3 separate regions of the Mus musculus genome follow, and all the other regions are linked to region 2. A link is a loop called in an ENCODE intact Hi-C map of the cell type or tissue named here. Cell type or tissue: left cerebral cortex. All regions are shown on one strand. Region 1 holds the start of Gm31842 (a long non-coding RNA gene). Region 2 overlaps Fat2 (FAT atypical cadherin 2). Region 3 overlaps Slc36a2 (solute carrier family 36 (proton/amino acid symporter), member 2).

Region 1 (8,000 bases), 130 kb after region 2:
CCAACACAAGAAAGTCACTCCTCGGAAAGTCACCAGGCATGGTGGGGCAGACAGCTAGAATCCACCTCAGCATTCATGAGGCAGAGGCAGCAGGATTAGAAGTTTGGCTACATAGCAAGTTTGAGGCCAGTCTAGGCTACGTGAGATCTCATTTCAAAAGCAAAAATTCAAAACAAAGAAAAGCCACCCCCCCACCCCACTCCCACCCCCTCCTCTATGGTTTAGAACTAAATCTACCCACCACCCCAAGGCAATGCGCTAAGGCCTGGGTACCAGTTCCTGTGCCTTGGGAAAGTACTTGGGTTTATTCTGAGAACTCCAAGCTCCACAAGCCCTCAGGGTCCACCCACTTACAGGCTATTGCATCTTGTCATGGGCTATAGGAAAGTACTGGAGACTTAGAAGGGGGCCTAGTCAATATAGTGGATCCATAGAGCATGCTCTTAGGGCTCTCTCTCTCTCTCTTTCTCTCTCTCTTTCTCCCTCCCTTTCTCCTTCCTGGCAGACTTCGACCATCACATGCTTCCACAGTGCTGTTTTCTCTGTCTCTATCTGTCTGTCTGTCTGTCTTTCTTTCTCCCTCTCTCCTTCCTGGCAGTCACATGCTTCCACAGTGATGCTCTCTCTGTCTCTATCTGTCTCTGTCTGTCTGTCTGTCTGTCTGTCTCTCTCTCTCTCTCTCTCTCTCTCTCTCTCACACACACACACACACACACACACACACACACACACACACACACACACATTTTGTTACAGATGCCACAGACCCAAGTAACTTCAGGATGAAAATTTCAACTCCAATAAACCTTTCCTCCTTTGGCACTTTGTCACAGTGGTGGAAAGATGACGGACACACCCTTGAGATCTTTCACGATCAGGTCTTCTTCCTTTCTTGTATCAGTCATAATAATGGCCACCAGTGGACTGCAGTGACTGAATGCAGGCATTCTGAATGCCAAATTTCATATAATCCTCACAACAGTCCCATGACCCAGGGATTGATTCCCTTAAGGAAGGAAGAATGTACTTGGGCCATGGTTTAAGGGGATACTATCTACCATGGTGGGGAAGGTATGGTGGCAGCAGATGCTCATGGCTATGGTAGTGGTCCCTTTCTCACATCTCCATAGATCAAGAAGCAGAGAGAGACTGACCAACAGACTCACAGGGGCTTGGTACAAAGGTGCTGCACGATCGACCCAGTAGAACTCCTGACACCAGAAGCCAGTCTCACAAGTCCAGTGACTAAAGCCCACAGACCACAGGTGAGCACGAATGTGAAAGAAGTGTATAGGGAAGCAGGAGGAAAGTGGGGGAGAGCAGGGGAGGGGGTCTTCTAGATCTAAGATGCTGTTGTATGGGGAGTGAGCACACAAGAGAGAAGACATGGGGTGTCGTGGCTCTTCTCTTTCCAGGCTCAATGATCTTGTACACAAGGAAGAACCCAGCAGGTCTCGTGCAGAACAAGTAAAAACTGGGTCCGGAGAGATGGCTCAGTGGTTAAGAGCACTGACTGCTCTTCCAGAGGTCCTGAGTTCAATTGCTAGGAATTGATGCACTCTTCTGGTGTATGTCTGAAGACAGCTACAGTGTATTCATATAAACATAAATAAATAAATAAATAAATAAATAAATAAATAAATAAAACCTTTTTTACAAAGTAAAAACTGCACCTCAAACCAGTGAGATGGCTCAGCAGGTAGAGACACTTGCTGGATAAACCTGCAGACCTGAGTTGGATCCCTGGGGCCCACAGAGTGGTGGAAGAACCAAACAGATTCAACAGAGCTGTCCTCTTAGTGTATGCACTCCAAGTAAGACACGGGTACACAGACATGCATGCACGAGTGCATGCTTGAACACACACAAGTAAAATTTAAGAAAAAAAGAACTGTGGTTCTTAGACATGGTTTATTGTCTAATTTTAGACATTGGTTGATATGGAGTCACATTGGACAGTGCGAATTTTACTCGGTGTGCTTTGGGATTTGAGTACCCACGGGATGCAAGGAGCCAGGTGTGGGTGGTGTGTGCCTGTAATCCCAGCACTTAGAAACCAAGGCAAGAGGATTTTGAGTTCAAGGGTAACTAAAGTCTCCTTAGAGACAGACAAAATAAGTGGGATTTGGGGTGATAGGGATCAAGCCTGGGGCATTGTGGGTGCTTGTCAAGTACTCTGCCATTTGAGCCCCATCCCAGCCCTAGATTATGACTTTTAAAGGGAAAGCATGCGGTCGTGGTCTCCTTTAACCTTCTACAAGCCCTACCTTGGATTTCTGCCAATGCAGCTGATCCGGCTGTCCCAGATAAGTCTGGATTGTCTTAGTTCAGTTTTCTACTGCTGTGGCCAAGGAAGGGGTGAGTCCTTTACCATCACAGTGGGGAAGCACGGCGGCGACAGGCAGTCATGGTGTCCAGAGCAACAAGCTGAGAGTTCACATTTTAAACCACCAGCAGGAAACAGAGAGCACAAACTCCAATTGATGCAAGTCTTTGAGCTCTCAGAGCCTGCCCCAGTGACACACTTCTTCCAACAAGGTACTAGAAAGTAAGTACCTGTCCTAAGCTTGGAGAAGCTTCTAGGCTCTAAACAGGGAGACAGGAAGGGAAAATACGGTGCACCCCGGAGGTACCTGCAGCAGGCCAGCTGCCAGGTTCTGCAGGCTTCTCCCCTCCTTCCTTGTGGCTGCAGAGGAAAAGAACAAGCCCAGGTGGGGGGGGGGGGGGGCGCGCACAAGTGACCTACTAAGTTCCTTGCAGGGGTTGCCAGGCCTGACTCCAGGGAGTAGGGTGTGTGACCTGCTCCAGGCTTACACTTGGATCTCTGAGTCCAGCTGCACTCACCAGTTTCCAGATCATTCCAGCTGGTCACACATTTTAGGTAAGCCTGGGGTCACCCACACCCAACTTCGGGAGGACAAGAGGAGTGGGCAGGTGCTCAGCCCGTGTAACCCAACCCCGGCCCGCCTCTGATGCACACTGTGACCATCTCAGGGGTAGGGAGCAGGGTGGCCCAGGGCAGTCAGGAGAGTAGCCCTCACCCCACTGCTTCCCAAATGCCATCTGTACCAGTGCCCGGTGCTGCTTTTCCGATACACCCCAGCCACCTGCGGGACTGGTTACAGCCGCACACACACGGCTCTTTGTTTGCTGTCTTGTTTGTTTGCTGGTGTGCAAACAGGTCTTGTAGTTGAGGTTAGAGATTAGCCCAAGGCAAAGTGAGATGGGCAGAGGCGGAAAGAGAGGGGAGCAGGCCTGTGCTTCCCTCCCACTCTGCTACCCAAGCAGAGACCCCCAAGATCCCGATTGCAACACCACCAGCCTTCATTCACCTCCAGGAATTTCCTACCTCTAGAGCTACCTCCATGCAGAACCAGTCTCTCCTGCGCTGGGGGTAGGGGTAAGGTTTGGATGACCTTAGTTGGTCTTGGTTTGTTCTCAACAGTCTCAAGGATCCCGGCTGGTCTTGAACTCACTTTGTAGCAGAGGATGGCCTGGAAGTTTTGATCCTCCTGCCTCCACTTCCCAAGTGCTGAGATTCCCAGGGTACACCACCACGACTGGTTTATTTGGACCTGGAGGGAACGCAGGGCTTCCTGCAGACTAGACAGACAGGTGCTTTATCAGCTGAGCTACATCGCCAGCCTGGATCTTGAACTCCTGATCATTCTGTCTCCACCTCCCAGAGCAGAGATGTCAGCCGTTTGCTGTAACCCCATCAGGTTAGTCATTGATGAATGATGGGCAGGTATTTTGAACATTTCCAGGGTTGTGTGGGTAAAGGAAGGTCTCTCTCCTCTGAACCTCCTGGAGGTTCTTGCTTCTTGGCCCACAGATACCTGTGACTCCAGCTGCTAGGAACTGTATGTTCCCTTCTTGCCTCCTCATACAGAGATGTGGACATTCCTATACATGCACGCATGTGAGTGTGTGTGCACTTGTGCTCGTGCTCACACATGCGCGCGCACACACACACACACATTAAATAGGGAGAGACAAACAGGTACAGAGATTAATAATTATTAAAAAAAAAAGACATTAGAGGAACTGGAGAAATGTGTCAGTTAAGAGTGTTTGCTAGCTGGGCAGTGGGGGCGCACACCTTTAATCCCAGCACTTGGGAGGCAGAAGCAGGCAGATTTCTGAGTTCGAGGCCAGCCTGGTCTACAGAGTGAGTTCCAGGACAGCCAGGGCTATACAGAGAAACCCTGTCTTGAAAAAACAAAAAACAAAAACAAACAAACAAACAGAGTGTTTGCTGCTCTTCTGGAGAACCTGAGTTCAGCTCTGAACAACCAAGTGGGATGACTCACTATAACTGCCTGTGACTCCATCTCCCGCAATCCAGTGCCTTCTCCTGGCTTCTGCAGGCCTCTGGGCACTCACATGGTGTACAGACATACATACAGACAAGACACCCATAACACGTGAAACAAAAATTTAAAAAAATAAATTAATTAAGCTTTAAAAAACAAAACCACAGTGAGACAACTCCTGCAGGCTCCATGTTGTGGTCATGGCAGCCACAATGAGCCTGCAGGAGAGGAGCCACCACTCCGAGCAAACAGTATCCTCTGGGGTTGTATGAAGTGTAGCAGCTCTGATCTCCTCCCCAAACACTCGCCTTCCAGCTCTGAGAACTCTGAGTGGAAATTGTCTTGCTCAGCATCTTTGGTGATCTGGCTGGTGGGTCACCTCTGAGCAGCCCCAGGGGATCTCTGGCCCCTTCAGTAACCGCTGAGCCTAGTAAACACTCCCTTCTCCACAGGTCTTTCATCCCAAGAGGCCTAGCCAAATGCAGGCAGACGCTCCCTCACTCTCCTCCCTAAGCCTTTAAGTAGCTCGAAGCCCCGTCTTCTCAAGCCCTTTGGAAGGAGCTGGGCAGATTAAACTGACAGAGTCTGCATCCAGGTGCAGAGGAATCCAGGGCCTCTCAGGTTTCTTGGCAGAAGGAGAGAGAGCATGCAGAGACTCCTTCAGAACAAGTGAAACTAATTCCTTCCAGGGGCAGAAAAAGGCAGGCTTTTTTGGCAAAGGACTTGATAAGATGTTATCTCAGACACCACATGGGCACCCCGGGAGGGAGGCCAGGACTTGTTCAGCATGTGGGAAGATGGCTAGGGGCCTTGGAGGAGGGACTGGGGCAGGTTCAGGTGGAGGGCTGTTCTACAGCAGCCTCCTGCCTTTCCACTCTTTCCTTCGGAAGGAGAGGAGCATAAAGGGAAGGAGGAAGAAAAGGAAAAAAAAAGCCCGTGTGAGCTCCTCCCCCTTTCCAGGACAGATACAAAGACCTCTGGGCACCAGCCAGCCTATCTGAGTCCAAGGTTGCACAGTGGTCTTGTTGCCCAAGTCAAAGCACCAGAATTCGGATCCCCAGAATCCCCACAAATGCCAGGCAGACATGGAGACCCACCTGTCCAAGACACACCATCTCCAGAGCAAGCTGGCTAGCAAGACTCTCCGTAGCCTCAAATTGTGGGATTGACTCGAAGACTCTGCCTAGAAGAACAAGCTGGAAGAGGGATCAAGGAGCATCCTTGACATTACTCTCTCAAGCCTCCACACACACACCGCGTACACGCACAAGTACCCATACGTATGTGAACATGCATGCGTATCACACGCAATACACATGAAGAAAGAAATGAAGAAGAGGCGGCAGGGATGGATGAGTGATTCCTTTCTCCGGGAGGAAGATGGCTTCTCAGACACCTGAAGAGGAAGTAGAAATTGGCACGTTTGAAAGACAACTTGGCGTTGTCCGCCGAGGATGGAGCACTTGCCTGCTCTTTGACCAGCAACTCCATTTGCAGGGATCCATCCGGAGGAAAGCCTTCTCTGTGAGGAAATGTGTGCGCATGCTGCTCTCTGCAACCTGCTCTACAGCACGGGGCATTTGTGGCAACCAGTAGGGGCAGCTTTAAACGTTTGTGTCACACAGTAAAGTCCCCACAAAGAAGTGGACACACAAAAGCCACCACTTAAGAGAGATGATGGGTCAAATTTTAAAGCAAATACACCCCCCAGGTGTGATGTTTCATGGCTGTGATCTCAGAACTCAGGGGGCTGAAGCAGGGGAATTGCAGCAAGTTTGAGGCCAGCCTGGGTACATAGTAGAGTTCCACGGCAGCCTGGGTTATAGAATAAGACAAACAAAGGGCTGGGTTAGGGCTCAACTGATGGAGTGTTTGTCCAGCATGTAACAACAGTGCCCAAAATAACAAACCAGGCATGATGGGACACGACAGTAATCCCAGTACTCAGAAGGTGGAGGCAGGAGGATCAGAAGTTCAGGGTCATCAACACAGAGTTCAAGGTCAGCCTGGGCTACAAGACATTCTGTCTTAAAACAGAAGGGTCAGTGCCGGGTGTGGTGGCGCATGCCTTTAATCCCAGCACTTGGGAGGCAGAGGCAGGCAGATTTCTGAGTTTGAGGCCACCCTGGTCTACAGAGTGAGTTCCAGGACAGCCAGGGCTACACAGAGAAACCCTGTCTCGAAAAACCAAAAAAAGAAGAAGAAGAAGAAGAAGAAGAAGAAGAAGAAGAAGAAGAAGAAGAAGAAGAAGAAGAAGAAGAAGAAGAAGAAGAAAGAAGGGTCACTGGATAAAGGCACATGCCAGCAAGTCCTGGATTTGATCCCCAGGACTTACATGGTGCAAGGATAAAACTGACCCCCTCAAGTTTTTCTCTGATCTACACACACACACACACACACTAAGTGGGTATTTGAAATATCTGCATGTTTCCCTAACAGTGGCTTCTGTTTGCTTCCTTTCTTGAAGATGCTCCATTCTTCTGTGTAATACAAATAAATGTACAGTGTAAGTAAGGATGGATGGATAGATGGATGGATGGATGGATAGATAGATGGATTGTTGCTTACATCATTTTATTCTCTTTTTAAGATTTATTTATTTTAGGTATATGAGTACACTGTAGTTGTGAGCCTTCGTGTGGTTGTTGGGAATTGAATTTTAGGACCTCTGCTCACTCCGGTCAACCCCACTCACTCCAGTTGGCCCTGCTCAACCCAAAGATTTTATTATTATTATTATATATAAGTATACTGTAGCTGTGTTCAGACACACCAGAAGAGGGTGCCGGATCTCATTACGGGTGATTGTGAGCTACCACGTAGTTGCTGGGATTTGAACTCAGGACCTTCAGAAGAGAAGTCAGTGCTCTTACCTGCTGAGCCATCTCGCCAGCCCACGTCATTTTATTCTTATCATGTAATATTAGTGCATTACCTGAAATATATACAAGAAATAGTGAATGTCAATTTGTTCACAGCCTTCTGCACAGAGTGGGGTTTTCTGTCCAGTACCTCTCCCTTTGTGAGGTATTTTCAATACTGAAAGAAAATCTGAGGCTGGGAGTTGGAGGTGGCTTGGCTGTCATCATGTGATCTTCCACTTCATGCCTGCATTTGCGTCAGAGGTGAGGCTCCAGGCTTCTCCCATTGCACCTGGGCAGGCTATGGTCTCTTCTGAGGTCGGCAGCCAGGCTCCAGCTCGAGGCCACAGCCTCCTCTTCAGCTATCCTTTAGCTGAGAGCTGGAGGTGTGGTCTGTTTCCCAGGGTCCAGGGATCTTTGTGATTCTCTCTAGGGGATCCTGACAGTGTCATGAAGTGTGGGTAGTGAGCTGTGTCACACCTCTTCTTTCTGAGACTCAGTTTCTCCACCCGTGTAGCAGTGTACTGAGCGATGCCACAGTGCCAATGATTCCCCCAAGGTTCTAAAAAGCCACCGTTCAGGCTGCTACTCAGCCTGAGCTGAGCATCTGCGAGGTCCATTCCTGAGTACAGCCTGCCCCCTTCTGGTCTCTCGTGGTAGTGCTCAGTAAGCTTGGCAATTAAGACGCTGCCAATAGTGACTGCACTACCCTCTGGGACCTTCTAGGAAGCTGTGGCAGAGTCTGGAGAAACTAGAAGGCCTTCAAAAGACTAGTCAGTCCAGCTCTCCCGGGGTCTCACCTCCTGCATGCCTCGGCTCTTTC
Region 2 (8,000 bases):
AGATTAGCTGTTCTATCAGAGGCGCAGCTTGCTCTGACTCTCCAAAAATACGCTCTGCTGCCTCTGTCATTCTGGCCACAAAATCTGAGAAGGATTCCTGAGGTCCCTGGATTATCTTTGTTAACTGACCAGTGGTTTCACCTGCTCGAGAGAGCGCCTTCCAGGCCCTAATAGCCGTGGAAGAAATCTGGGCATAAGCTCCCCAATGGTAGTTTGTCTGATCAGCAGAATAAGCTCCCTGACCCGTTAACAAGTCAAAAGTCCAATCTCTCTGCTCTGGAGTCAAAGCAGCTGCGTTTGCTCGGGCCTGCGCTTGTGCAGCTTCGTGCCAAAGCGCTCTCCATTCCATATATTTGCCCATACTAGGGAGAGCGGCTTTTACAACCGTTTGCCAGTCAGCAGGAGTTAGTGCCATGCCGGCGAGCCTGTCTAACTGCACCAAGGTAAAATTAGCATTGGTTCCGTATTTACGAACCGACTCGGCAATTTCTTTAATTTGTAAGTATTCTACCGGAGCGTGGACACGCCCACCCTCGGCTCCTTCAAAGACCGGAAATGCCTGTTGTATTTTCCTTTGTTCCTCTCTGGGAATGAATGAGTCTGCGCACTGCCTCTCTGCGCACTGCCTCTCTGCGCATTGCTGACGCACTACGCAGGGTGGGGACTCCGCATAGGGCGGACCTTGAAGCCGACTGCCCTGAGGCCAATCAGCAAACTGGCCTTCGCCAGCCGCTTTTGGCTTTTTTCTTGACCAATTAGCTGGCTGGTAATGGGCTGCTTCTTCCTCCCAGTCTGTTTCCTCAGAGGAGAATTCTTCATCTGCTTCAGAACTACTAAGAGCTGGCTTCCTGAGCTCATCTAGTGACGAGTATCTCCTAGAGACCTCCGCTAATTGATCTTTCTTCTTTTCCCTTTTTCCTCTTTTTCTTCTAATCTCTCTCCAGGTATTCCTACCTAACCTTAACTTTTCCTCGGGTTCAAGACCCTTGGAAAGGCCTGTATACTTATTTTGTGTACCATATTTTCTCTTTGCTCCTACTCTCTCTCCCCGCTTTACTTCTGATAGCTTGTCCTGAATTTCATCTAGAATCCTCCCTATCTTAACCACTTGATAACATGTGAAAAGGAACAAAAGGGCTCCTAACACCAGAAAAAATTCAAGGCCAAACATATTCCACTTTACTTCTGATAGACTGTCTTGAATTTCGTTAGAAAGTTCAAGGCCAGGCTTACCTCGTAAAGCTGTACTCACTGGTACTCTCGTTCCCCAGCTGAAAAGTTCTGAATTCATACAGTTGAATCCTTCTTAACAGTCTGCTTTACGGGAACCTTTATTACCGCGACCCGCAGTTCTGGTTCTGGAATGAGGGATCTTCCTTGCGCCAGTCCCGAGTTTTTTTCTCGTCCCGGAATTCGGCACCAATTGTTATTAGACGCGTTCTCACGACCGGCCAGGAAGAACACCACAGACCAGAATCTTCTGCGGCAAAGCTTTATTCTTACATCTTCAGGAGCAGAGTGCAAGAAGCAAGAGAGCAAGAAGCAAGAGAGAGAGAAAAGCAAGAGAGAGAGAAAACGAAACCCCGTCCCTTTTTAAGGAGAATTCTCCTTCGCCTCGGACGTGTCACTCCTTGATTGGCTGCAGCCCATCGGCCGAGTTGACGTCACGGGGAAGGCAGAGCACAAGTAGTCATAAGATACCCTTGGCACATGCGCAGATTATTTGTTTACCACTTAGAACACAGCTGTCAGCGCCATCTTGTAACGGCGAATGTGGGCGCGGCTCCCAACACACAGTTCTTTGGATCTGAATAGCTTGTGTTAGAAGAGAGTGGCTGGTGGCCTGGACGTCCGCTGATGGACGATCCCAGCAGGGCATGAATGGAATGTGGTAGTAAAAAGCAGGGTGAGAAGTCTGAGTTCACTTTCAGCTGCATAGTAAACGCGAGGTCAGCCTGGGCTGTGTGAGGCGCTGTCTAAAGAAAATTAACTCACGATGTCCTCACTGTTAGGAGCTGGCTGTCACTGCTGTTTACAGAGCTTAACCTTCACTGTCAACCTGACTAGATTTGGAGGTACTCAGGAGACACTCGTCTGGGCTGGTCTTCTTGGAACTCTCCAAAGAGGTTTAACTGAATCAATCTTTGAATGGATTGCAGGTCCTACTGAGTTGACAGCATTATCCATCACACTAACAATGTGATATTATTTACTATGTTTGTCTACTGAAAGAACAAACAAACAATTCCAGAAGGACTTTGGTAAAGAAGCAAAGGGAATCACTGGTAGGAAGACAGTCTTTTCAATAAGTGGTGCTGACGACTGAGTATCCTCATCTAAAAAGCTGAGTGAGACCCGGGGCCATTAGTAAAACATAAAACTAGAAGAGATATCATAAAATCACAGAAGCCATCATAAAGAAAATACAGACCATCTTTGGTATAACCGTGACTTTTAAAAGAATCACCCAGGAGACACCTGGTTATGTCCTCAAGGGAGTTCCTTTTCTTTTCTTTTCTTTTCTTTTCTTTTCTTTTCTTTTCTTTTCTTTTCTTTTCTTTTCTTTTTAAGATTTATTTACTTTATGTATGTGAATACACTGTAGCTGTCTTCAGGCACACCAGAAGAGGGCGTCAGATTCCATTACAGATGGCTGTGAGCCACCATGTGGTTGCTGGGAATCAAACTCAGGACCTCTGGTAGAACAGTCCGGCACTCTTAACCACTGAGCCAACTCTCCAGCCCCACCCCACCCCACCCCCGCCCAGGGACTTTCTAAAGAGGTTTAACTGAGGGGGAAGACCAACCCTGAGTGTGGGATGGAGTCTCAGACTGGATAAAATGGGAAGAGTAGAAGTCTGGCTGCACAGCAGTATGTATCACACATGGAGGGAAGAATTGCTAAGGTAGATTGCCTGAAAACTTCTGCCATGTTGTGAAATGTGCAGTGGAATTCCAGTGTTGAGAAGCTGAGGCAGAAGGAGCGAAACTGTTCCATATGATATAATCAAGCTTGATGTCCTGTTACAGCATCAGGAATGGGCTCTATTGTGTACTGTGCACTTTGGCTCCTGGTATGCCTACATTGGTTCACTGATGCAAGAGACATGTCATTCTTTTGAGGGATGCTCATGCATGTGTAAGGGGATTGAGTGACATCTCTGTGTCTTCCACTCAAGACCTATTGAGAGCCTCTCTGACAAGAACTGGGGATGTGGCTCCAATTGGTAGAGTCTTGCCTAGCACGCATGAAGCTCTGAAGTCTATTCCCAGTACTGCATAAACCCCATGTGAGGATGCACACCCAGCACGCAGGAGATGGAGGTGGGGGATGGGAACTTTGAGGTTGTCCTTGGCTGCATACTGAGTTGGGATGTATCCAGCCTGGGCAACATGAGGTCTTAAAAGAAGCTCTCAGAACAAGAGTCAGGTCAAAGCTGATCGAGGATGTATTAGTGTGCAGTGGAGCTGAGAGCAAGGCAACCTAACCTACCTGACTGCAGAGCCCTGAGTCCACATGGATATCGCACACTGGCCATCTGTGACTGACTGGACTTTCCAGGTTCAGGTCTCGACAGCCACCAGGGGGGTGTCCCATTGAACAGAGGAGCAGTAGTTGCTGGGTCCCCAAGACTTGTTCTGTTAGCAAGGCCCCTACTGCAGCCATCCCATGTGGTGCTGAGAAATGAAGTCTTGAGCCTTGGACTTTAGACACCCTGGTACTCCATAGCCTTAGTTTCCCTATCTTTATATTGAGGAGCTTGGGGCTGGTGAGATGGTTCAGCTGGTAAGAGTGTGACACCAAGCTTGATGACTTAAGTTTGATCCCTGGGAGCTACTTGATGGAAGGAGAGAGCTAACTCCCATAGTTGTCCTCTGGCCTTCAAACACATATACAAATAGATTAAATGATGATGATGGTGGTGGTGGTGATAATGATGGTGGTGATGATGGTGGTGATGGTTTTTTTTTGTTGTTGTTGTTTTTTTTTTTTTAAGAATGGGTTTCTCTGTGTAGTCCTGGCTGTCTTAGAACTCACTGTGTAGACTAGGCTGGCCTCTAACTCACAGAAATCTGCCTGCCTCTGTCTTCCAAGTGCTGGGATTAAAGGTGTGCACCATCATGCCCAGCTCAAAGATCTTTTTAAAATTTGAACTTGAGGAATATTGGAATCGGAGGCGTTTCTCCAAAATAGTGTTCTGGCCCCGCCCAGACCTCTGACGTCATGTCTAGTTAAGCTCTAGAGTCTAGCTTAGCAGGTGTCAGAGTGATAAACCCTTCCAGCTCCTGGATTCTTTATGAACCTGGACTTGGACACTCTCTTGACATGGCCCTGACCCAGCCTGAAGTGCTCTAAGCGACACAGAAAATAACAGTAAAAAAAAAGATATTTATTGTTAAAAAAAAAAAATCAAATGGCCACCAAAGCCACTTGTGCAATCAGTCACACCCACAGTCACACATGGTCGACAAATGCACCCGCCCACACAGCAGTCTTTCTGAACAGCTCTGTGGGTGGGAGTCTCTTCCTCTTGACTTCTAACTCCAAAACCACACACGTGAAAAGGCAGCGGACCAGAGAGGGACTGGCAGAGGACAGAGTGTTCAGGCCACTACAGGCCTCCCTGGCTTCCAGTCTCTGTCACTCCCAGCTACATAACTTTCTACGCATGTGCACATGCACACAGTCCGTGGGTGCCCACACTGATCCTCCATGCATAGGGCTGAGTCAGTGGGGGTAACACTTGATTGGCAGGCGTCTATGATGAAGGGAAGGGAGAAGGCAGGGTGTCTGGCCTGGATCTGCTGGCTGAATCTCCACCTCTACCTGGTCCTGGATGGCAGTTGAAGTCCTTGTGTCTAAACAAGAAGAAACCCTTTTGGGAAAACACATCCAGACAGCAAGGTTGAAAAGTGCCTAAGAAGTTTTCAAATGAACTACATCCTTCTTGTTCTTGGCTAAAAGTGCCTGGGACGTTTGGGACAATTAACTCAGCATTCGGAGAGATCTGAATTCTTCTGCGCAGAAGGTTTCAGGCAGGATCCCACCGGCAGAGGGGGAACAAGTCCTGAAGCTTCAAGAACAAGACTTCCAGAAGATGGAAGTCCATGTGACTCAACTTCCAAGAATGTTCTTGTTGCCAGTGCCCAGAACAATGCTGACATATGACACTTGGCATAGATGTCCCAAAGGTACACACAAAGCAGATACTCGGGTGACTGTAGTACCTGCTTACAGGCTGCTTACTCTTCAGCCCCTTAGGAGACCACTGCACGGATCTTAGAAGGTCCTGGTCTCTTCTCCACAGTAGATGCATGCATGGTTGCCTACTGGGCACAAACCTGCCTGCCCCATGATGGGCCTGTGAGAAGCTGTAAGAATGTGGCCCAGACACGTTGAGCTGGTGGTTGGAGCTCTTTCTTGCTGGGGCTGGGAGCTGGCGGATCTGAGGGATTACCCTCCTAGTTCTCACCCCAGTGTGCACCTGTCTGGGCACCTCCTCTTTCCTGGGGCCCTACCGCCATTTTTACAGCTCTACCTTCAGCTTCCCTCCACCCTCAAGGACAAGCTGGGGACCTGAAGAGCACATTTTAAGAGATGGACATCTGGGCTGGGGATGTGCTGGCCTCCCTTCTTCTCTCAGCCACACCCAACTCACTTCCCATGACATTGGGAGACAGTGTGGGGCCAGGGCTTCCCCCATGCTTTCCTCTGAGAGCAGAAAGCTAGAACATGACTTCCTCGCAACTTCCATAGTCACTCTCTACCATATCTGAGCCCTCGTAGTTGGGAGGAGCTCGAGGTTGGCTCCGTCCTGGGGCAGGCCCACCATTCACTTCACAGTCAGCATAGGATGGCCCAGCTCTGCTGAGGCGCATGCTCACCCCCTTATAGCCCCCCTCTGCCAGGCATGGCCCACCCCCTCCCTGGCGGAACTGTGAATGGTAGTAGCTGATAGCTGTATACTCATTGAGACAGGGGGCAAGCAGATGTTCCCGGGGGCTGGGAGGCCGTGGAGGTATCAGATCTTCCAGGTTCTGGTTGCTGTAACGGGGTGGGAGGGGTGCCCGCTTGTTTTCCAGTTCCAGGGGGAAAGGGAAGCCCCCATAGAGCCCAGCGGGATCTGGCATCACGGCGGGACTAACATGGCGTCGAGGAGAGGGTGGCAGAGGTCCCTGCATTGCTTCAGGATGTGGATATTCCCAATGCTCCTTCCGGGAGTAAGTTGGAGGCCAGACTGCAGCTCCACTTGGGTATACTGAAAGAGAACAGTAAGACTTGGTGAGGTCTGTGTTTCCATGGTGCATTCTAGCAAGCTGTACAGGGGCTATCAATGACTTGACATTTGGTAGGGATGGCTCGGGGAGTTGGTGGGCATATGACCTATCTGTACATGTCGTCTCTGGAAGCTGAGATGGATCTACAATCCAGTGAAGGTAAATTGAAGCCTGAGGTTAAACTCAATGCCAGCCCATCTTGTGACTCTCCACTGCCAACCCGTGTCGGTGAGAAGGGAGGTCTAGGGAGAACCATAGACAGTTCTCTACCATCCACACTTCCGTTAGACAGCTGCAGTTGAGAGTATAATCTCAGAATGGAAGGAAATGGATGCACACTGTGGACTTGGTGATGGCTTAGTGCCTGTCATAGGAGGTGATGGGATGAGAGGAGGCTTGGAAGGAGTCCCCTTATCCCACACCCATCTCTGCCAATGACAAGTTGAGATTTAGAGCAACTCATTTCATCTTTATGGCCTCGGTGACATGCCATGACAATACCTGTTGTAACTACTGGAGAACATACTAGAAAAAATAGAAGGCACTTTACAAATATACTCCTTCTGAACCAAAGATGAAAGGGGCTGTAGTTTCCTTCTCTGGGCCAGCTAAATCTCACTTCCAGATTGGACTGCTAGAACTTTTTCCATCTCCAGAACAGCACAAGGGTGCAGACATCCCCACTTTATTCCCAAGTCCACCCAAGACCATCAAGTCTACGTTTCATGACATGAACATTAATCAGTCCTATGGTGTGATTTGGAGTTTAGAGGACCGTGTGATGGAACAGACACGATGAGCTGCAAACTCTGGGTCAAGGGACTTAGCATCTTCTCCAGTCATCTATGCACTGTGACCTGGAATGCATCCCTACATGCCCAATACCCAGAGATTGGTTTGATCAATGGTTGTTCCATTGTATACCAACGTATATACCAATGGAGTATTTCAGGCTTCCACCCACTTCCATGCATCCCTGAGCCATGGGACTTCTGGCTATACTGACCCAGCTCCTCGCCTGACCAGGTTCTCTTGATGATGGGCTCGTGGCCAGGGTGGGAGGAGACTACAGCTGGTGGGAGCCTGGGAGGCACACTGCACACCATCGGCCGCTGTTTGGAGCTAGGTCCAAAGGTGACAAGTTCATTTGGAACTGAGGTCTTACTGGGCTCCAGTTGGTTTAAGTCATTGCAGGAGCCGGCGTTAAGGGGATCGAGCTCAATGGCAGGTGAAGCTTGGGTGTCGACACCAATGCTCCTGGCTAGGAGGTCTGGATCCTCCATGGCCACTGGCTTGTGAGACTTGCAGCGACGGCAGTAGAGGAGGAGTCCCACGGTGGCAATGATGAGGAGAGGTAAGGCTACTATGATTACCAGGAACTCCTGCTGTCCCCAGTCCCCTCTCTTAATCTCAGGAGTGATGAGACAGTGTCCTCCAGAACAACCCCTTGCTTCCATCTCACACCTGCAGAGATTGAGAAGTACTTAGCAGAGTCTTAAAGGTCCCTCTTTAAAAAAAATATTTAATGCATGAATAATTTGTCTGCGTGTATGTCTGTGCACCGCATGTGTGTCTGATGCCCTTTGAGGCCAGAAGAGTTGGAATAATATCCTACAGACCATTCGTGAGCCACCATGTAGGGGGTGGGAATTAAACCCAGCTCCTCTGAAAGAGCAACAAGTGCTCTTAAGCACTGAGCTATTTTTCCAGCCCCATGGGAT
Region 3 (8,000 bases), 90 kb before region 2:
TATGTACATAGACACACAAACACAACAAATACATATGAAACAATATAATTTTATGAAACTCCTTTTTCCTACCTTGCCCATTGACCCTCCTCTTTTATTTGCTCAAAGACCTTTCAGGCCTTGCAGAGCAGCAGGAAGCTGTGATGCTAAATGCCTGGGTTCTGCACCCTCTTGTCCCTATGTTGGTGTTCAGCAGACTAATATGTCTGAAAATGGCAATATATATGGACCTCAGGAACCATTCTCACTACAGTCATAAAGGTAACTCAAGAAAGGAAGGGTTTAAGTTGGTTCCCAGTTCGAGGGCACAAACCATCATGGTGGGGACAGCATGGTGCCAGAATGTGACTCACCCACAGTCAGGAAGCAGAGGGAGGGAGGGAGGGAGGGAGGGGGAGGGGGAGGGGGAGAGGGAGGGGGAGAGGGAGAGGGAGAGGGAGAGGAATGGCCACACTTAGCTTGTCTCTTCCTTTGTATTCAGTTCACAACCCAGCCCATGAGATGATCCTGCCCATATCTAAGTCTTTGTTTCTCAGAGAACCCTCTCTGGAAGCACAGCTCACCTGTGGGTGTGTCTTCAAGGTGATTTTCTATACTCTCTGATTCAACAGAAAGCCCAAAGAAGTCAAAGAGAGATGATCTGGGTGTGGTAGCCATCCCAGGCCTGGGAGGCAGGAGGCACCCAAGGATAGCCTCAGCTATACAAGGCAGCTAGGCCTCAGAGGAGGAAGGGGAAGAGGAAGAGGAGGAGGAGGAGGAAGAATTCTTTAATGGAGACAGGGGAAAGGTATGTATACATTCTAGTATATGTCTCAATAAATAGACAATAATAACATCTTATCACTCAGCTATGCTAACCGGCAGTTTTAGATGATGCAGATAATTGCTAATGAGCCCTAGCTTGCACCTGCCCCTTACGTCAGTGATTCTCATTTTCTGTACTCAGAAGATCTCAGCAATAAGATTAGGGGCTAGAGAGATGGCTCCATGACTAAGATTGCTTGGTGCTCTTACAGAGGCCCTGAGTTCATACACAGCCACCCGTAACTCCAGCTCCAGGAGACTCTCTGTGGCCTTTGAGGGATCCGTGCATATAACACACACGGCGCGCACACACCACAAATAAAAACAAATCTTTAAAAAAAAGATTAACTCAATTATCTTATACAATAGGGGCTTGTCTGTGGAGACCAAGTGCGAGCAGGGGGAGGAAGACCACTCTTCTGGGGCTCCGTTAGGTCTGTCACAGAGTCAAGGATGGGGATGATAGATGGCCCATCCCTGGAAAGGCAGACTGCTGAGCACTGCCCAGGCTTGGAGTCTCATCTCCCAGCAGGGACTCTGAAGGGTTTGGGGTTTCCATGTGGACAGCCAACCCTGCCCCCGTCTGAGTGGGAATGTGGAAATACCTCACAGAGGTTCAATGTGTGGAAAGTAAGACACAGAAGAAGCAGACCAGGCCTCGGGAATTGGGATGATCCCAAATGTCCCCTCTACATATTCTGAACGTCACACAAATATGGAAGGGTGGGGACACACAGGAGCCGGTTCAATCAGGCAGGTGTCATTTGCTAAGCTGACCTCTTTCCCAGTGGCACAATTAACCGTCAACTAAACAGAATCTAGAGCCGCCCAGGAGGCAAGCGTGTGGGCAAGCCTGTGACCAGACTAGGGTAATGATGTGGGCGGCACCATTCCAGTGTGCTGGGGTCCTGGGCTAAATGAAAAGAGAGAGAACTGAGAGTGTTGGCGATTCTGTTTCTTGACTGTGTCTGTCATGTGACAGGCTGCCTGGGTGCCATTCTCCATCAGCATGGACTGGAGCCTCAAACTGTGAGCCAAGGCACAGCTTTCCTGCTTCAAGTCGCCTCTCTCACAGCAATGAGATAGGTAACAGCAAGTGCCTGAGAGAGAGTCACCAGAACCTATGAAACCGCACACCAAAGGGACGGAAACTACATGTGTATTCTGTTCCTCCCTCTGTGGCTCATGGGCACTAGCTCACATTGGTCATCTTGGTCCCATCTTCTTGGCACACACACACACACACACACACACACACACACAGTACACAGTGCTGGAGATGAGACCCAGAGTCTCAGGTAACCAAGCACATGCCCTGTCATTGAGCTACAGCCATGACTCTCATGTACACAGTTCTTATGATCTGGTCAACTTTACTGCGGACGTTGTCCATATGGCTTCACACGTGTGTCTAGAAACAGGCTGGTTGATCTTGGTGTGGCATTCGATCATGATGAGTCGTTTCTATTCCATATGGTCCCCTATCCTCCAGGAGACTGGGCACGATGTCACACACTCCATTTCACTTGGTGTTCTCAGATCCATGATGTGGAAAGCAGGGCTGGAGAGATTCCCCAGTGGTTAAGAGTGCTTGCTGAGGAACTAAGTGTTTTACAACTGCCTGTAACTCCAGCTCCAGGGGACTTAACATTCTCTCTGGTGCACACACATGCACACACACACACTTTAAAGAAAAATCAGCTCCACAAAGCAGAAAGAGAAGGCAGTCTCAGGGTGGAAGCCATCATCGAATTTCCATTTGTAACACTTTTACTGTTGACCATGGCAAGTTACAAGGTCAAGACTCAGGAGATGACCCGTAGACTCTACTGTTGGGTACACAAAGCTACAATGTTATATAAGCTCTTGTTTTTATAACACCTTTACCCAAACTATTATATAAGAGCCCTGTATTATGCTTGGTGCCCGACAGGTAACAGAAGATGTTCATTGCAAGAATTCAGAAGTAAAAAAACGACTCCAATGATGTCTCTGTCTGCTGCCCCTGGCCCATAGGCATGACCCTATGTTTTTCTTGTTCACTGCTGGATTTCTGAGTTGGGCTAAGACTTAGTGGTTTAGAAAGTTCAACACACTTATCTGTAACATAGATGGTGACATTTTATCTGAGCATTGTGACTGGCCCTGGCCCCCTCCATCTTGATGCTGCCTTGAGCACAGTGTTCCCCATCATGGTCAGGAAAAGGAAATAACCAAAGCCTCAGCGGGCAGAGACTACCTTCTGCCAAAAGCTGGCTATTGCTGCCGCCTAGTGGTTGCTTTTTGCATAGCTCCACTCAAGGCAGGAAATTAGCAGATAAATGACAAAAACAAGATGGCGGTTTCCACAGGTGAGGTCTCCACAGTGTGGAAAACTAGAGAACGACCAACATTTCTTTTGTTTTTAATGACCATCTATCTACACCTTGTATGCGGTGTAGATGGCCCCCATCTCCTTTGCGCGCGCGCGCACACACACACGGTACTGGGGATATGCTACACCTGTTTTTTGTTTTGTTTTGTTTTTTCCTGTCTTGGACCAGAGAAAAGGCAAAGTGAAAAAATTCATAGACAACATAAGTCACCGTGGGCGAGGAGAGGCTCTGTCACTGAATAAACATGGTGGAGTTGGACAGGGCGGGAGAGTTCCCGGACTTGATCAGCTCATCCAGGGCCTGGTAGGTCCCCACCACAAAGCCCATGAAGCCCAGGATGCTGATGAGGGCATCCTTGGTGACGGTCAGGGGGCTAATGCCCTCTCCATAGTAGGTGACCACCTCCAGCAGGGGCGGGATGATGAGGGCCAGGGCGCTGCTGCTCACAGAGCCCACCAGGGAGAGGACCAGGTCCAGGCGTGGGATGAGGATGGCCAGCATGCCTGTGGGAGATGAAGGGAGACAGATGGAGAGTCCTAGGTTTACTTTAAAGGCTGTTATTGAAGTCGTCTTTAAGAGAAACCAAACCTCCCTCAGAAATTCAGCTTTGCACATAAAAATTGAGGGCTGCGGATGTAGCTCAGTTGGTAGAATGCCTGCCCAGAATGTGTGAAGCCCTGATTCTATCCCCGGCACCATGAAAACTGGGCACAGCAACATACACCTATAACCCCAGCGACTTGGAGGTGCAGCCTGGAGCATCCAGAGCTCAAGGATTTTTTTGGCTGCATAGTCTAGTTTGAGGCTAACCTGCGATATGTGAGACTGTATAAAAAGGAAATAAATAAACGTAGAGAAAGAAAGGAAGAAAGAAAGAAAAAAGGAAGGAAGGAAAGAAAGAAGGAAGGAAAGGAAGGAAGGAAGAAAGAAAGAAAGAAAGAAAGAAAGAAAGAAAGAAAGAAAGAAAGAGGGGAGGAGGGAGGAAAAGAGAGAGACAGAGACAGAGACAGAGAGAAGGCAGGGCATAGTAAAAGAAGAGGGCTGACTCCTGCAAGTTGTCTTCTGACCTATACACATGTGTCAACATGTACATATGAATAACAAACAAACAAATGTAAAAAAATAAATAAAAAAGAAAGAAAAGAGAAAGCGAAGTGTTCCCAGGGCGCCAGTCCTCTCCAGGAGGGCTCACTCGTGGTTGGTGTTGCCCATTCCTGTTGTTCAGCTCTGCCCTGACAGGGCAAGGCAATGCAGAGGTTCCTTCATCTTCTATTTTTGCGGAGGCCATTTTGGGTTTAACTAGACTTTGATCTCTTTGATGGAGAATTCCACGAAAAGTCACTCAATTCTATTCTGGGAACCTGAGGCCAGGATGTCTCGGTTTATTTATCTTAGTTTCTGTTAAATTGCCTGTTTGTGCAAACCCCAGCCTCAACCTCCTTGTCCCGCTTCAGCTGCTGTGTAAGACACCAGGATGTAGATTTTGCCTATAAGCCACTTGCTCTAAATGTTTGAGGCTACACTTGAGTCCCCAAATACCTGAGTATAGTCCCAGCCTGCTGGAATAAAGACTTTCACCTGGCTATAAATGGTGGTCATCTTTGGAGGGTTCCTCACAACAGTTTGTGTTCCTATTGTGTTGTTGGCGGGGTTCTCTAACCCCTTAGGTTCAGTACTTGGGGTTCTGGAGATGGAGAGACTAAGACAACCCAGTGTTCATTTGTGAGCTACAGCTAGGAGATCCAAAGGGGTAGCTCTCTATAACCAGGGAATGAAGGAACCAGATTTGCCCCATATGGGGTCTCAGCAAAACCCACCAACCCCCAAGCCCAAAGGGAGTGGGAGTTTCAGATGGTCCCTTAATTCCAACGACAACGGCTGGCTTCCTTGTAGCTGACCTTGCTGATGGGGATTAGAGAGGCTGTGTTTCCAGAATGCCCTATTTAGTCAGCAAAACCGGTTTGGATCATGTTTTTTGCTTAACCACTGTTTAGATATCAATAGCTTTGAATGATCTTTTGCTATTATTATTTCACGCATATATGCATGTTCTGAACGCTCTCCACATCAAATGCTTTCTGCCTGTATTTTCATTTTCCAACCTTTGACAATGTCCTGTGGGTATATACTATATGTTGATTGTGTCCCTTCCACTGCCTTCTCTCACCCCCACCCCTGTCCTTCATGTCTAAATAACCGGCAGGATTTAATTAGAGTTGCCTACATAACATTGGTGGGGGTTTCGGGGAAGGGGAGCCTTGTTTATAATGTTGGCCTAAATGTATACAAAATCATGAGGGACAGACAGCACCTGTTGTTTGAGCTTTTTCGCTGGCTCCCCTCCTTCAATGTCAGCCTTGGACGTGAAAGGTGCTGGCTCTGGAATTTGGTGGCTTGGGTTCGAATTCTGGTTATGTTTTTTCATTATCATTATTTTTTTTAAAGTTTAATTACATTTACTTATTGAGCATATGTGTGCGTGCGGAGTATGTGTCTCAGCACATATGTAGAAGTCTGAGGGAAACCTGCCATGTGAGTTCTGGGACTAAACTCAGGTTGTAAGCCTTGGCAGCAAGTGTCCTTCCTAACTGAGCCATCTCATTGGCCCTTGGTTACTACTGCTGCTGCTATTGAGATAGTGCCCCACGTAGCTCAGGCTGGCTTCAAAGTTGCTATGCAACCAAGAGAGTGACCTTGAACTTCTAGTCCTCCCGCCTGTACCTCCTGAGTGCTGGGATCACAAGTGTGCATCACCGTTCTCTACCTCTGAGGTACTGGAGATTGAAGCAAAGGCTTCATGCATGCCAGAAAAATGCTCTACCAACTGAGCGACACCCTCAGCTCCAGTGCTCACTGGTCAATTATTTGGCAGTGTCCTGCTTCCTTAGCATTCTCACAAGGGCTGAATAAAATGCCAAGAAATACAGCCTAGGACGAGTTTACCGCAGTGCCCCACAGTTTCTCTATCATGTGATTGTTATTTATTACACTGGGTATCAGTGAATCTGTCCTTAGACTGGGCATCTGCATACCTTTCTAATCAGGGAACGTGCAAGAATGGTCTAAATAGAGGTTGGGAGATTGGCTCAGTTAGCCAAGTGTCCTGGCAAGCACAAGGACCTGAGTTTGATTTCTAGAACTTAAAAAAGAATGAGGCATGGTGGGGTACACTTGTAACCCCAGCATTGGGGAGGCAGAGTCAGGAGGCTGATCTCTGGAGGTAGCCTCGCCTAACTGCTGAGTTCTCGGCTAATGAGAGACCATATTAAAAAGAAAAAAGGTGATGGTGCCTGAAGAATGTCACCTAAGTTGTTCTCTGGTTTCTACATGGATGCACATCTCTGAGTGAATACACCAGATACAGATACAGACACAGACACAGACAGACAGATAGACAGACAGACAGACAGACACACACACACAGAGAGAGTCTCTGTCTCTGACTGTGTCTGCCTGCCTGCCTGCCTGTCTGTCTGTCTGTCTGTCTCTTCCCCAGAAATGGTCCAGAGACTCCCGGCCTCTGTTCTACTCACATGTGAGGCAGACCAGGGCAAGCCGGATAGACAGGTCCACGGGCAGTGCCCAGCGTTTTGACACCTGAGAGACAGCAAGGGGGATGATGATTTCCGCAGGGACGTAGAACTGCAGGGCATAGGTACACAGGATACCGACGACATACAGGAGCTTGACTGATTGGTACAGCCTGCAAGACACACAGCCATGTTCTCCATGGCCCAACACTTCCACGCCTGACCTCCTGGGGGCAGCAGACTCTGATGTTGGGACAATCCCTTGGGTCTTTGTTTCCTTATCTGAAAATGAAGGTGTGGTGCCTTCTCTGAGTGCAGAGGCATCTCACCAGTGTAGAGGGAAGAGAAGCATCAGGGATTCAGGCTCTGGTGCTTTTCAGGGCAGGCCTGAGGACAGACGTGGAGACTACGTACTTCTCCCAGAAACCCTTGGCTGGTAAGGGGCCAGGGTCCTAAGTGGAGGGTCTAAAGTCCTGTGTGACTAGAGTTCATAGGAATTGTTCGTGTCCCCTAAATCCTAAGTACATCAGGAGCCCTCAACACATGTCCCATCTAGTTGAGAGGACTGCGGAATCTCTGATAATGGAGAGGGAAAGACATTATCAGTGGGATTGTGTGAGGGGATGAAAGAAGAAACAGGGTCGTGAGTGGGCTTGAAGCTGAGGCCCAGATAAAGGGTGAGGTTTCAAGGGAGCTGAACTTGTGTGTGTATATGTACATGCTTGTGTGTATGTGAATGCCTGTGCGTGCATGTGTGTTGCATGCATGTGTGCATGTGCATGCATGTGAGTGTCTATGCATGCTATGCATGTATATGTGCATGTGTGCATATGCATTGCACGTGTGTGCACATGTGTATGCATGTGTATGTGCATGTACATGTGTGTTGCATGCATGCATATATGTGTATGTTGTATGTGAGCATGTTTATGTGTATTCCACATGCATGTAGAGGCCAGAGGTTGATATCAGTGTCTCCTTCAGTTACTCTGCACTTTTTTTTTTGAGACAAGGTCTCTCACTGAACCTGGAACTCACTAATTCAGACTGACCGGCTAGGCAGTGAACCTCAGGGGTACTCCTGTCTCTACCTTCCCACTGTTAGCATTACAGGCACATGCCTGGCTTTCTGTGGGGGTGTTGAGATCAGACTAAAAGTACTCACACGTGTGTGTCAACTTCTCTTACCCACTGAACCATCTCAAAGCTCTGTTTGATGTTTTCAATGCTAGATCCCCTGGTTTGGGGGACCCCAGCAGCAGCAGAGCCTGGGAATGGGAACCAAAGGGTT

What was found. Peaks named below come from ENCODE experiments on the same cell type or tissue, not always from the same donor. Only the 100,000 strongest peaks of a DNase experiment are listed, where the experiment ranks them.
Region 1: it touches region 2 in a loop (2.4-fold over the local background); 13 of 42 quality-filtered maps call a loop at or near these places.
Region 3: a loop joins it to region 2, with 2.6 times the contacts of the local background. A loop is called at or near these places in 3 of 42 quality-filtered maps.

Annotation. Positions count from the first base shown.
Region 1 is chr11:55,378,816-55,386,815 of GRCm38, forward strand. It overlaps Gm31842 (a long non-coding RNA gene), which reads right to left and starts at 4,035. Exons shown (of 3, transcript XR_388657.2): 1 at 2,557-4,035; 2 at 2,268-2,427. In left cerebral cortex, a CTCF peak has its summit at 7,820 (motif pointing left); DNase peaks (open chromatin) are centred at 4,929 and 7,820.
Region 2 is chr11:55,246,239-55,254,238 of GRCm38, forward strand. It overlaps Fat2 (FAT atypical cadherin 2), which reads right to left. Exons shown (of 23, transcript NM_001029988.2): 22 at 7,286-7,743; 23 at 4,372-6,260. The coding sequence ends at 5,728. Among named protein-coding and RNA genes, the nearest start is that of Slc36a1, 46 kb to the left of the region's middle. In left cerebral cortex, no CTCF peak of the experiment used is centred here; a DNase peak (open chromatin) is centred at 4,497.
Region 3 is chr11:55,155,934-55,163,933 of GRCm38, forward strand. Slc36a2 (solute carrier family 36 (proton/amino acid symporter), member 2) reads right to left here. Exons shown (of 10, transcript NM_153170.3): 9 at 6,713-6,882; 10 at 2,535-3,682. The coding sequence ends at 3,411. It overlaps Gm31688 (a long non-coding RNA gene), which reads left to right. Exons shown (of 3, transcript XR_388653.3): 2 at 109-261; 3 at 612-805. Among named protein-coding and RNA genes, the nearest start is that of Slc36a3, 8.2 kb to the left of the region's middle. In left cerebral cortex, CTCF peaks have their summits at 3,081 (motif pointing left) and 6,940 (motif pointing right); DNase peaks (open chromatin) are centred at 3,066 and 6,934.